2 separate regions of the Homo sapiens genome follow, and region 2 is linked to region 1. Evidence: chromatin contacts called from ENCODE Hi-C or POLR2A ChIA-PET data. All regions are on one chromosome and are shown on one strand. Each heading gives the region's core, a stretch centred on a gene start or an enhancer-like site at or near the end of the contact. The rest is flanking DNA. Distances are from core to core; before and after follow the strand shown. Region 1 overlaps NDUFAF2 (NADH:ubiquinone oxidoreductase complex assembly factor 2). Region 2 overlaps ZSWIM6 (zinc finger SWIM-type containing 6).

The links. Hi-C counts contacts between places; a loop is a spot of excess contacts on that map. ChIA-PET counts read pairs that join two places held with the same protein, here RNA polymerase II (POLR2A). Pooled maps may share reads with other maps.
Region 2: a loop to region 1 is called in a map of IMR-90, with 2.5 times the contacts of the local background. The contact joins two enhancer-like sites. A Hi-C loop is called at or near these places in 1 of 168 maps with a recorded cell type or tissue (IMR-90), 2 of 37 single-sample maps with no recorded cell type and 5 of 50 pooled maps. POLR2A ChIA-PET finds 5 or more read pairs at or near these places in 1 of 52 experiments (activated T-cell).

What each region holds. Positions count from the first base shown.
Region 1 is chr5:61,050,584-61,056,762 of GRCh38, reverse strand. All of the region lies in intron 1 of NDUFAF2 (NADH:ubiquinone oxidoreductase complex assembly factor 2), which reads right to left. Among named protein-coding and RNA genes, the nearest start is that of NDUFAF2, 110 kb to the right of the region's middle. Within about 2 kb of position 3,727, at least 6 of the 41 ENCODE cell types and tissues checked have a DNase peak (open chromatin) inside an H3K27ac peak, as active enhancers do.
Region 2 is chr5:61,465,222-61,471,400 of GRCh38, reverse strand. All of the region lies in intron 1 of ZSWIM6 (zinc finger SWIM-type containing 6), which reads right to left. Among named protein-coding and RNA genes, the nearest start is that of ZSWIM6, 140 kb to the right of the region's middle. Within about 2 kb of position 3,425, at least 2 of the 41 ENCODE cell types and tissues checked have a DNase peak (open chromatin) inside an H3K27ac peak, as active enhancers do.

The DNA of each region.
Region 1 (6,179 bases), core at 2,478-4,977:
GCACGCGCCACCATGCCCAGCTAATGTTTGTATTTTTAGTAGAGACGGGGTTTCACCATGTTGGCCAGGCTGGTTTTGAACTGCCAACCTCAGGTGATCCTCTTGCTTTGGCATCCCAAAGTGCTGGGATTACAGGTGTGGGCCACCGTGCCCAGCCATAGCATCATATGATTTTAGTCATTCGTTTAAACTCTTCCTATGACAAACTTTACCCTGGCTAATAACTAACAAAATTGGATGACATGAATTTTATCTTTGTTCTCTATTTTAGTTCGCTGTTAGAAAGATATGCTAATAAGCTGTGATTGCACCAAAAGGCAGGCTGTAGGAGCATGAAAAAGAAAAGTTGATTCCATTTTGCTTGTGAAGGCTGCAAAAAGACCATTAATCTTGCAATTTTTACCTACTTATTCATTATTTCTCAATGATGCTCAAAAAGATAAACACTACAGTCACTAATAGTAAGATATGCCACATGGTATTACTTTAAGATGGGGGTCTCCAAAAACAGAGTGCATATAAAAATGGAGCCTGCCTCTCTACTCAAGGATGTACTGATAGCCCATGCCTGGATATTTACCTACAAAAGAATAAAATAATTGGAGTTGAACAATTCTTTATTCTTAGTAGCAAATGACAAAGCTCAACATTTTTTCCCTATTTCTTGCTACTTTCTTATAAGCTTCCAGGTTCTGAAGATCATGTAATTTAGGCTAATTTAGCAACGTGTCAATAATATTATGTTAATTTGGCTTATTAATGTTATCTGACTCATTTAGATGAGCAGAATTATATTTATTGAGCATTATGTATATGATATTAATAGACACTTTATTTTTATTTTCTTAATTCTCACAACAATCTTCACTTTTATAATTGAGGAAACTAAAGCTCAAAGAAAATTGAATGGATAAGGAAAGGTGTGTCTTGAATTATGTTTAATTTTTACATGGAAATTTAAGAAAATGTACTAGCATAATCACCTCCTATACTACAAAAACAGTGTCCACATATAGTCAGGTTCATGCTGCCTCCCTTTTTTATTTCTGCCTCCTTTTCACAACCCATTTTACAACCACTTGGCATATACTTTCCACATCTTCCCCCTTTGCTTTGTGCTGCAGAACAACCTAACTATTCTGTGACAATAGCACCACTTATTGGCTGGCAAAGGTATTGGAAAAATCTGAAATCAGTATCTGCTTTCTTACCTTTAGAAAGATAATGCATAATTTGGGCTTTTTATTCTGCCTTTTTTATTTCAGCTCACTCACACCCACCTGAAAAAGTGTTTTTCTCATATACACATACAACTCCTTTTTTATCTTTCATATCTCCTTTCAAAAACCTGTAGAGTTACTTTACCACTTGATTTCACTGCTAATCAATGTTTGCTAATATGAAGCAATGAAGATGAATTGTGAATTAAAAGCAATTTGTGAATTATTCTGGAAACAGAACTACAATTTACAACACAATTTCTATTTTAAAATGTGTTGAATTTCAACAAGCTACATACATGGAATTTTTAGGATTCAACTGATTTGTAAGTTGGGAAACTTGCCATATTATTAAAACATATAAAAGTATAAAGTCTTCTGTAGTGGCATACATGGTAAATAAAGGAATAGAATGCTAAAACAAAGCAATACTATATATATTTTCCTCTTCTTAAGAGTTAATATACATCTCCTTGTCTTGTGAAATTTAAATCTTACACTACATATAATGAAACACTCAAATATTTGTTGATAACAATAAGGTCCATTCCTACTTTGCAGTGACCCCTTAAAGTTATACTAATGACACATGAGAGAACAGCTCTCATTATTTTAACTTTATCTCAGCGATGGAAACTAACAGGATTACATCTATAACTCTAACCACTCAATGAGCTCCAGTCATAAACTTTTGTTTAAAGCAATGCTCTCTACTTGTATGTCTTTATACTTCTGCTACACAGAGTTCTGTATCTTCCTGTAATACTGAGCTTAGCATCTAGTCCCTGAAATTGTCTGATCTTTATGAGTAAGGCCTATAAGTTCCTACCTGTGGGAATTTTGCATTGAAGCAGAGGAACATGTAAGATATCCCAAGTCAGTCTGTCAATATGAAGTCACTTTTGTTGCTGGTACCAATTAAGTAGCAAGGGGGTTTTGTTCCTTGGATTTTGCCCTGTATCTCAGTTCTAGAAATCGTTACTGAATGCTACTGAGATTTGGTCTAATGGTGACGTCAACTGCCCAGGTGTAGACCATTTTCCTCACTGTTAGCTACTCCTGTCTCACAAATCACCTGCCCAGGACTATTCTATTGGCTCCCTAGGACTTGGAAACCTATGGTCTGGCCTGCTTGATCAGTGTTTATGACACCCACCTCTCCCAGGCCTGAACTGCATTTCCTTTCAAATCTCTCAAATATTTTGATAGGACTATTACTTTACTCATTTCCTAATTCAAAAACTACAGTTGTTTTTACAATGTGAATATATTTAAAAATATTGAACTGTACACTTCAAACTGCTTAAGATGTTATATTTTTATTTTATTTTTGTTTTTTCTAGAGACATAGTCTCACTCTGTCACCCAGGAATGAGTACAGTGGTGTGATCATGACTCACTACAGCCTTGAACTCCTGGGCTCTAAAAATCCTCCCACCTCAGCCTCTGGAGTAGCTAGGACTACAGGCACATGCCAACGTGCCCAGCTAAGTTTTAAATTTTTTGTAGAGATGGGGTCTCGTGATGTTGCCCAGACTGGTCTTGATCCTGGCCTCAAGTGATCCTACCACCTCATATGTTTTATTTTTTACCAAAATTAAAATTTTTAATTGTTTTTTAAAGTTCAGTTGTTTTTTCTACTATTTCCCTCCCTGACAATGCAAACTTTCAACAAAATATATTTTATTTCAATATTTCCCTTTATATCCACACCAAGACCTTCATCCAGGTCCCTCTCATTTCATGTCTATATTAATTTTAAAAACCTAACCATATTGTATTCTGATGTCTATTCTTTATTGTTTCTTTAGGAAACTACTCCATTCCATATGATCCTACTTTGTCCATGGGGTTGTGTGGGACTATCACCCTTCTACTTAGAGGTAGGAATGTTAACCAAATTTGACCCATGGTATTCTATCCTTTTAGCCACAGAAACTATTTCAGGGATGGGTACATGACCCCTGCTGGGCCAATGAAGAGTCTTCCTAGAACTTTTGCTGGTGCTTCCAGGAAAAGATACTTTCTCAGCTTCTATGATCATAAGCTATAAAGACCATGTAAGACCTGTGATTGCTGGGCCATCTATTCTACTATGTGGAGAAAATCTATCTATGAATGAAACCAATTCAGAGTCATGTTATGGAGATGGTGCATATCCTGATGACATGGATCATTTGAATCTAGCTCAATTTCTGTTCAGTTATATTTTCTAAAATATTGTATTAATTGGGATTGGCTAAGCTGCAGTAACAAACAGACTCTAAAAAACTACGTAGTTTAAATAATTAGAAGTGTATTTGTTTCTTATGCAACAGTGCTGGGTGAATGTTCAGGTAGGCCATGCAGTTCTTTCCATGCAGTCATTCAAAGATCCAGGCTGATGGCTACTCAGTCATTTTCAACACATGACTTCTAAGGCTTCCCTGAACACTGCCATTTCATTTAGTCAGAAAGAAAAAGAGCACCCAGGAACACATAATGGAGATTTTTATGGCTCATGCCAATGAAGTGACTCACATCTGTTTCATTTACAATGCACTAGAGAAAACTTAGTCACATAGCACACTTAATTTCAAATGGAGCTGCTAAAGGTAGTTTGTGTATCCACGAAGAAGGAAAAAGTGATTTTGGTAGGAAGCTAGTGGTCTCTACCACAAATATGTTCCTGAATAAAGCCAAATCAACAAAAAGGTTGAATAACGAACACTATCATATTCGCCCCAGAAAAACTGGTTTTACTGAATTAAAAACCTGGTGAAATACCATTACCCATAATTCAGTGTTATTATAATACTCCAGAAAAAAACTTATCAAATTAATCAAAGTATGTTATCAAGAATACTTGTTCATTACATTAGTGTCTACTTATAAAAACCATAGAAAAAGTCACATCAGACATTAGTATTAAGGATAATAGAAAATAACAAATATGCCAGTCGCAGTGGTTCACGCCTATAATCCCAGCACTTTGGGAGGCCGAGGCGGGCGGATCACGAGGTCAGGAGATCGAGACCATCCTGGCTAACACGGTGAAACCCCATCTCTACTAAAAATACAAAAAATTAGCCGGGCATGGTGGCGGGCGCCTGTAGTTCCAGCTACTCGGGAGGCTGAGGCAAGAGAATGGCGAGAACCCGGGAGGCGGAGCTTGCAGTAAGCAGAGAACGCACCACTGCACTCCAGCCTGGGCGACAGAGCAAGACTCCGTCTCAAAAGAAAAAAAGAGAAAATAACAAATATAATTTTTCTCTTATAGGACCAGGAAAGATTAACAACACAGACCCAGTGTTATTAAGAGTGTAGGAAAATTAACAAGCTCTCATACTGTTTGGAATATAAATTGAGCAGTATGAGTTGTGCGACCAACTGTTTCCTTTTCTGGACTGACTACCAAGAAGCTTAGGGGTATGACCACAAGTGCTCTAGTGGGGTAATTATATAAGATTTTGTACTTTATTGCTTGATTTTTTTAAAATAAGTAACATATTGTTTTTCGAATGAAAGCAAAATAAAGCTACTTTATTTTTGGAAAAGAAAAAATAGTTATACTTCTCTAAGTAGTTGTTTGATTGACCTCAGAGCCATTGTGAGGTTCTGACTTAAAGGTTTCTCCTTTTTGAGTTGGTTGCTACAAAGGTCAGAATTGCATTTGAGTCCACTCTTAGAAAATGCATAGCTAATCAGAGTTTATATTAGTGCCTCATATCTGGTTCTACTTTTTCCCCACCCTGACTTTACATTCCTCCTTTCACTGCAATTTTATGCCTCTATCTTTGAGTCTTCAATCTTACATCCTTTCTGGAAGAAGGAAGAGAATGATCTTATAATAGTTTTATTGTACCACAATTCTAACACCATCCCTATACAAAACTCAATTCTACAATGCATTTTTTTTAATACAGCAAAAATCCAAACTCTTCACTTTAGTGTTTATACTAATGCCTAGGTCAAACACTGCTATATGTGGGAGAAAAAGAAAGAAGGCTCAAGTTGTTCACACTCTGGTTCAATGACCCTAATATTTTTCCCACTATGACTCATATCTGACAACCTAATGGCCTCACATTCCTGGAGGCATACCAAGATGTATGCTATATACAATTCTCAGCATGATAACAACTTTGTCTCTTTGGCTATTACTGATCTGGGACACACTGGTGGTCTCAGGGGTCAGATGGTTAGGAACACAGATTGACTGCAATAGAGAGCGATAAGTACAAGAAAGAAAATGCTGTGTGCTGTGATACCACACAGGAAAAATAAGGAACCCAGAATTGTGAAGTAAAGAGAAATGGGAAACTTTCTGTGAGAGGTATCTATCAAATAGCAGTTAGGTGGGCAAAAGAGGAGGCTAATGGAGATTAGAAGCATCATTCTAGAAAATTAAAATTAAGAGAACAATTGGATTTTACATGGGAAAGATTATGAGAATATTTTTGGACACTTGAATATATGCTACTCTGTACCATATGTCATCTTTTCTGCGTCACTGGAAAATCAGCTAATCCATATGATAGCATTTTTTAGATAAATGAAGCCAATTCCTTTGAAAAGCAAATATTCTCAGTCTGATTGTTTTAATGAAAAGAATTTAAAAATACTTTAGAGTTCTTTTTTTCCTGCCTTAGTGAACTAAACATCCTTTGTGTACTCACTTTCTCTTTGGATCACATGCTAATTATAAACACAACATAGTCCACTATGTTAAAATAGTGTCCTACTGTGACTTTTTGACTTTTAAATGATTCTTCCACCTTGCAATAATGAAGATATTTCTTATTGTCAATTAGTGTTACTGCTGACTACTGTCTGTCAGCCCTTTTCCAATCTTTTACATGTAGAAAATTAAGGAAATAAATTGGTAATGAAAGGAAAACTGAACTTGCTAAATCCTTCACCTTACCTACTACACCAAGTCAGTAGTTCTAGTCTGAGGACAGCTGTATTCTGTACAAG
Region 2 (6,179 bases), core at 2,176-4,675, 410 kb before region 1:
CTCCATGCTCTCTTTCCCTACATTGCATAGGAAGGCTATCCTAAATTGGGGTGGGTGGTAAGGGGGAGCATCCATTCAGTTCCACCCTCTCTCTCTCTCTCAAAGCCATATTCAGTGGCCAAGGATAAGCCTGAAGGGAGTAAGAAGAATATAGTTTTGGGAACCTCCACGACTCAGACTGACCTCAGGATTTCAGGTACCTGACAGAAACTTGAATGCTACACAGTGAAGCCCTGGGCTCTCTCCCAGTCTTCCTCTATTGATGCTACTTTAATAAAATTCATCTAGCTAGCCACTGTTTCTTCCAGTTCCCCTTCATTCACAAAGAAAAGGATTGCTACCATGTGGGGACTCTGGAACGGGTGGTGCACATGGAGCTGCAGATGTAAAACTCAAGAATGATGGCCAGACAATGGTAAGAGTTTACACACAGGACATCTGAACCCCACTTACTGTCTTCCCATGCAGAGTCCACCCAGGCCAGACAGTTGAAAGAAATGCTACTCCTAAGAAATCTTTCAGAGGTAATATAATTTCACCTTGATCATTCTTAGTCAGCAACATTTAGTAAAAGGAGAAAGGTGCTGCAATAATCTTTATCCAATGAAACAATGAAAAAAGAGCATTCCCTAAAAACAAGTCACTATTACTGCTTCACGATAAGAAATTTTGAGAACTGTCATATAATAATCTTTGGTTTTTTTTTCACAAATATTCTCACTGTTTCAGAATGGATATTCCAGTCTCCTTTATCTCTTTTAATCAACAACTTTTTCTGAAAAACCACAATTAAAGAAAGAGTACATAGTATATATTCTAAAATTTTTAAATATCTATGTTCCGATGAAGAAAAAGTCACATGAAAAAGTAAACACCCCAGCAAATCTCAAAAATGAAGAATAATGAGGGCAGTCTTGCTGTAATATATGCAGATGTACTATAAACCTATAATAATTAAAAACTCATGGGACAGCACAGATCAAGACAAAAAAATTACCAAGGGAGCATAAGAGAGAGTCTGGAAAGTTCCCAAGCACATTCTGTACATTTAGTTCAAGGCAAACTCTGTTTTCCACCTGTCATATATGTACTTGCACGGGGAAACCGGTTATCTTAATAGGAAAACAGTTATCCTAAACTGACCATTTATAAAATCAGTCTCTTCCCACTTAACACTATCACATCTCTCTTCACCAACCAACTCAATGTCTTTGTCTCTCTGCAAAAGTGATATTGGAGATAACTTTTTCCCCATCCCCACACCTTGAAGATGGAGAACTATTCTAATTACAGGCAAAGCCAAGACAATTAAGGATCCAAGCGTTAAACCAGTTAGTATTTAAAGAGTCTACCAGGAGATAACAGATGCTTCAAAAAAGACTGATTTAACTATTGGCCAGGAGTGGTGGCTCATGCCTGTAATCCCAGCACTTTGGGAGGCCGAGGCAGGCGGATCACGAGGTCAGGAGATCGAGACCATCCTGGCTAACACGCTGAAACCCCGTCTCTACTAAAAATACAAAAAATCAGCCAGGCATGGGGGCAGGCATTTGTAGTCCCAGCTACTCGGGGAGCTGAGGCAGAAGAATGGCGTGAACCCGGGAGGCGGAGCTTGCAGTGAGCCAGTGAGCCAAGATTGCACCACTGCACTCCAGCCTGGGCGACAGAGTGAGACTCTGTCTAAAAAAAAAAGGTTGGGGGGAGGCCTTATAAAAACTGGTGAAGCCCTCAAATGGTTTCTGCAAAAATGACCTGCTTTATTCACATGAGTTATACAGTACAAGTCAGAAAAGAAGTATATTGAATCTTGACATTATACAATTATGCAGAAGGGATCCCACATATTATACAGTTTTGTTACTTAAAATTTACTATTCTTGTAAAGTTTTTTAAAAAGCAAACTATAAAATATTGTGACCTCCAAAACAATTTAAATTCCAAGAGAAATGTGAAGGCACAAATAAACATATACATGTCTTACAGCATAACACTCATTATTCTGAGATCATCAAAGATTACGGTGTTTTATGAATGTTCATTTTCCAAGTAATTCTAGATTATCTTTCAAATGCCCAAAAAATTTCAACCATTTTTGACAGAAATATTTCTAAATGTCACAAATTCTACTCTGCCCGCCTAATCAGGAGACCATTTAGGGTGTTACTGAATGAGGAAGAACTCTAACAGATAACTGCAGATGGCAGTATTTTTAAAGTTGGCTCTTTTTGTTACCTTTCTTCACCATCAGCTACCAGGATGACTCCTCTCCTATACTGCTAACTTTCTTTATAGAAACTTCTTTTCCTCAGTTAATGCCATCTCTAATTTGACTAGCTTTGTGGCAGCTATTTAATGCTCTGAGGCCTATTCGTTTTGTTTTGTTTGGCGGGCGGGGGCTGGGGGTTCCCCTTACCTTTAGGTGAGCATGCTAAAGTAGAGAAGTTTTACCTTAAATACAGAAAATTATACATATACACATAAAGGGCAGCTGGTATATTACTTTATAAGACTATGCAATACATTGACTCAGTCAATATGCAGGAATTCAACCAAGCCTACTTCAGCCTTGTATAGTGGTGTATTTTGGCCTCTCCAATTTGAGAAATCTTCTTTGAAATTCTACCAACTCATTCTCTGTGGATCCTAAATCATACCTGAGAACCCACAGGACAAACAAGGACACTGTTCCTCCCTCAATAATCCCAAGAAGGCTGTAAAACATCCCCCTGCTGGTCATACCTCTTAGGTTTTGTTTCAAGACAAAATAATGTTCCTGAGAATTGATTTTGCCTTTCCGGAGTTTTGACAAACTATGATGACCAGCTGTTTTAGGGCTGCAAATGCAGAATCTTCCTCTAGGATAGTTAGCTGTTCTATATAACAGAATTGAGCATACAAAAAGGGACAATCCTGCGCTCTGTGGAAAAACACAGATAATTAACTGTAGAACTAAAACATAAATTATATAAACCTTTTCTTAAAATATTTATTTGACTTTATAAAACATAATCTGTGAAAGACAGTTAATTCCACAAGAGCTTCACAGAGCAGTCAAACTGTTTTATCATCATGCTGTCACAGAACCCAATAAAATGTTAGAATCCCCATTTTTAATCTGCAGGAACTGAAGAAAAACAAACCACAAACCAAGGCACGGTGTTGTATAGTCCTTGGGAATAGACTTTGGTTTGGATCAGGTTCTGCCACTTAAATGCTACATATCTTATATTAAATATTTAACCTCTCTGAATCTTGCTTTATTTGTGTGCAAAATGTGGCTAGAAATACCTCCTAGGGTTGTTTGGGGAATTAAAATGAAATAACATATGTAAAGCACCTGGCACATAGTAAAAGTGCTCATTAAATTTTATTTCCCTTTCCTTCCCTTCCCAGCTGGAGAAACAGGGGAGGGGTGTGGACACATTCCCTTTCACCCATAACACTTTCTTTTTCTAAGCTACTGGAATCTTGAGGGGAGGAGGGGTCTAGCCCGTGGAGGTGGCTTGGAAAATGAGAGGGATCACTGAGAATGTCTCAGTTAAGTGAGTCAGACAATAGTAGAAGAATCACTGCTATTTGATGGCAAAACCAAAGTATTTCAAAGAGTTACTTATACCTTTACTCAACCCAGCTCTCTTTCCCCATTTTCCTATTAAGTTCTGTCAACTCACAAATAGTTGATTTTGTAAAAGAGTGTTACTTTCATACAGAGAGAAACTAGAAAGTATTAGGGGAGAATCTTTTCTAGTAACTATAGGATTCTAAAATGTTATAATGCAATGATTCTCAATGTATGGTCCTGGGACCCCTAAGAGGTCCCTAAGTCTCTTTGAGAGGGTCCACAAGATCAATATTTTAAAAAATACTTACATCTAGACATTATTAACCCTTTAAAATCTTCTTCATTAATGTATGTTTAGTTTTCCAGTATCACATTAGTACGCAATGTGTAATGTAATGATATCACATTCCAGTATCATTACAAACTGAATACAGAGACAGACAGCAAAGTCCAGCTCTCTTTTGATACAGACATTAAATAGGCTTGCAAAAATATAAAACAATGTCACCCTGTTCACTAAAATATTTTGTTTTGAGAACTGCAGATTTTTTAATAAAGATATATTATGTTGTGAGTTTATTACTGTTATTTGATATAGATATTTTTTTCTTTTTAATTTCAAACATAGTAAATATCACTAGATATAATTCTCATAAGCAAAAGCGCTATGGGCACTTCCATTATTAAGAGTGATACCAGAAAGTTGAAGAACTGCTCTTATAATGCACTGCCAACAGGCGGAAGAAAGAACTCTTCTCTACGCCATATTGATGTGGCATTATTTGCACTTAGCTCTTATAGTAGGTCAAAAAGACTCAGTAGAGAAACACTGAAGGGGCAAAGTCCTCACACATGAACACATATTCAAATCATCTATGTTAATTTCACATTAACAAAGATTAAGGTTTCTAGAAAGCAAATGTTTAATTCTTCATTGACGTTCCAAATTAAGCTTAAGAAATTAAGCTTTTCTTAACATATTTTTCATATCTTAGGTTAAATTTTAGTTGCATATTAAAGGGAACAAGGAGACACATGATATCAGACTGAAAAAAAAGGGATTTTAAAATACACAATTTCTAAAAGTTGGCCATTTTGTGCATATTATGTATATGCACTCAGTTAACTGAAAGACTGTTATAAACTGAAAGACTGTTATAAACTCAAAGCATTAGGAAATTTCTAAGCTAAAATAAACTGGCAGACATGAAATAAACATGCACACTAAAAACTACTGCTTTCATGGCACATTATTTCCAAAAAAATATGCGCCCTGTGTACAAGGCACCCAAGTAACATATTCTTTGTTGAAAAAGAATTTAACAGAAGCACTGGTGTAGTACTTACACAAATACATCTTTCACCCTTTTCCTAAATAAAAAGAACCCCCAGGGAAATTAAAGGCAGAAACCAAGGCAATGTAATGTTATGGCTGAAAGGGTGGCAAGGGTTGTGAGGAGTTTTTCTGTAATTTTTTTAAAGGCAAGTCTAAAAATGCAAAAGTGTTAATGCTCCCATGATAATGTATTCATTGCTTAACTAAACCCACTGCATTAGCTAAATGTATAGTAACTAATACTTGATTATGTAACCCTGGTAAAGTAGATGAGTTAATCATTGCCCAAAAAAACCCTTTTACCTTTCCCAACTCTGAGAACTATTGCACATAATCTAACACCCCACACTACAATAATCGATATTAAAAACAAAAAGTTTTAATGTAAATCATGTACAATTTCCAGATCAGCAGAACAAACAACATAAGGGCCCAAGATGGAAACTTGTATGAAATATCATATTCCTTTTCAACTCCATAATTTTCTCAAAGGGAAATCCTAAATTAAAGGGACTGCATCCTGTGAGCTGGCTAATTAAATCCTCTAGCACTAATTTCTAATGCTAAGCTTAAACAGCTTATAGAAAGACATTAGGAGATTTTGCCGGCAATCACTAATGAAGTGGTTTTCATCTTTCTGAAAAAAATATTTTTTAAAGGAAAAGCTTTATTTTAAGACTACCTTAAAAATGCCTATTTAGAACTCAATCACTCCTACACTTCATTAATATTTGAGAGAAAAACAATGGCAAATTAATGCAAAGGCCAGACTGTAAACCACAGCATACCATACAAACAACATAAAAATTTACGGAGCATGCATTGGATGGGCCCAACTAAGAGTTCCCAGCAGCATTCTGCTCAGTATTGGTTGTTTTCTCATTAATGTAGATTCTTACACCATTTTCTTACAAGAATCCAAGTGATCAGAATACCTGTGTTAGATATGAGTGGCATTAGATAATTATTTAAAATTATTTTTGAAAATAAGACTCTCATCCACTAATTTGGATATCTGCAGTGGGCACCTAGAAGTACCACTAGTTTAAGGGGAAGTGTTGAACTAGAAAAAAAAAAAAAAAAGTCATATCACTCCGTCATACCAAATCCTGAAGCACATAAGGGTTCCCTACCACCAACAACAAATTACTATCAACTAATTTTTCAAGATGTATTTCTGTATTTTAACTTGCATACTTAAGGGAAACAATCATTGTCTAGCCTCAAATTCTGGGTGGGCAGTTGGGGAGGGGGTTGTGATTAAAAGAAAAATTGGTGGAA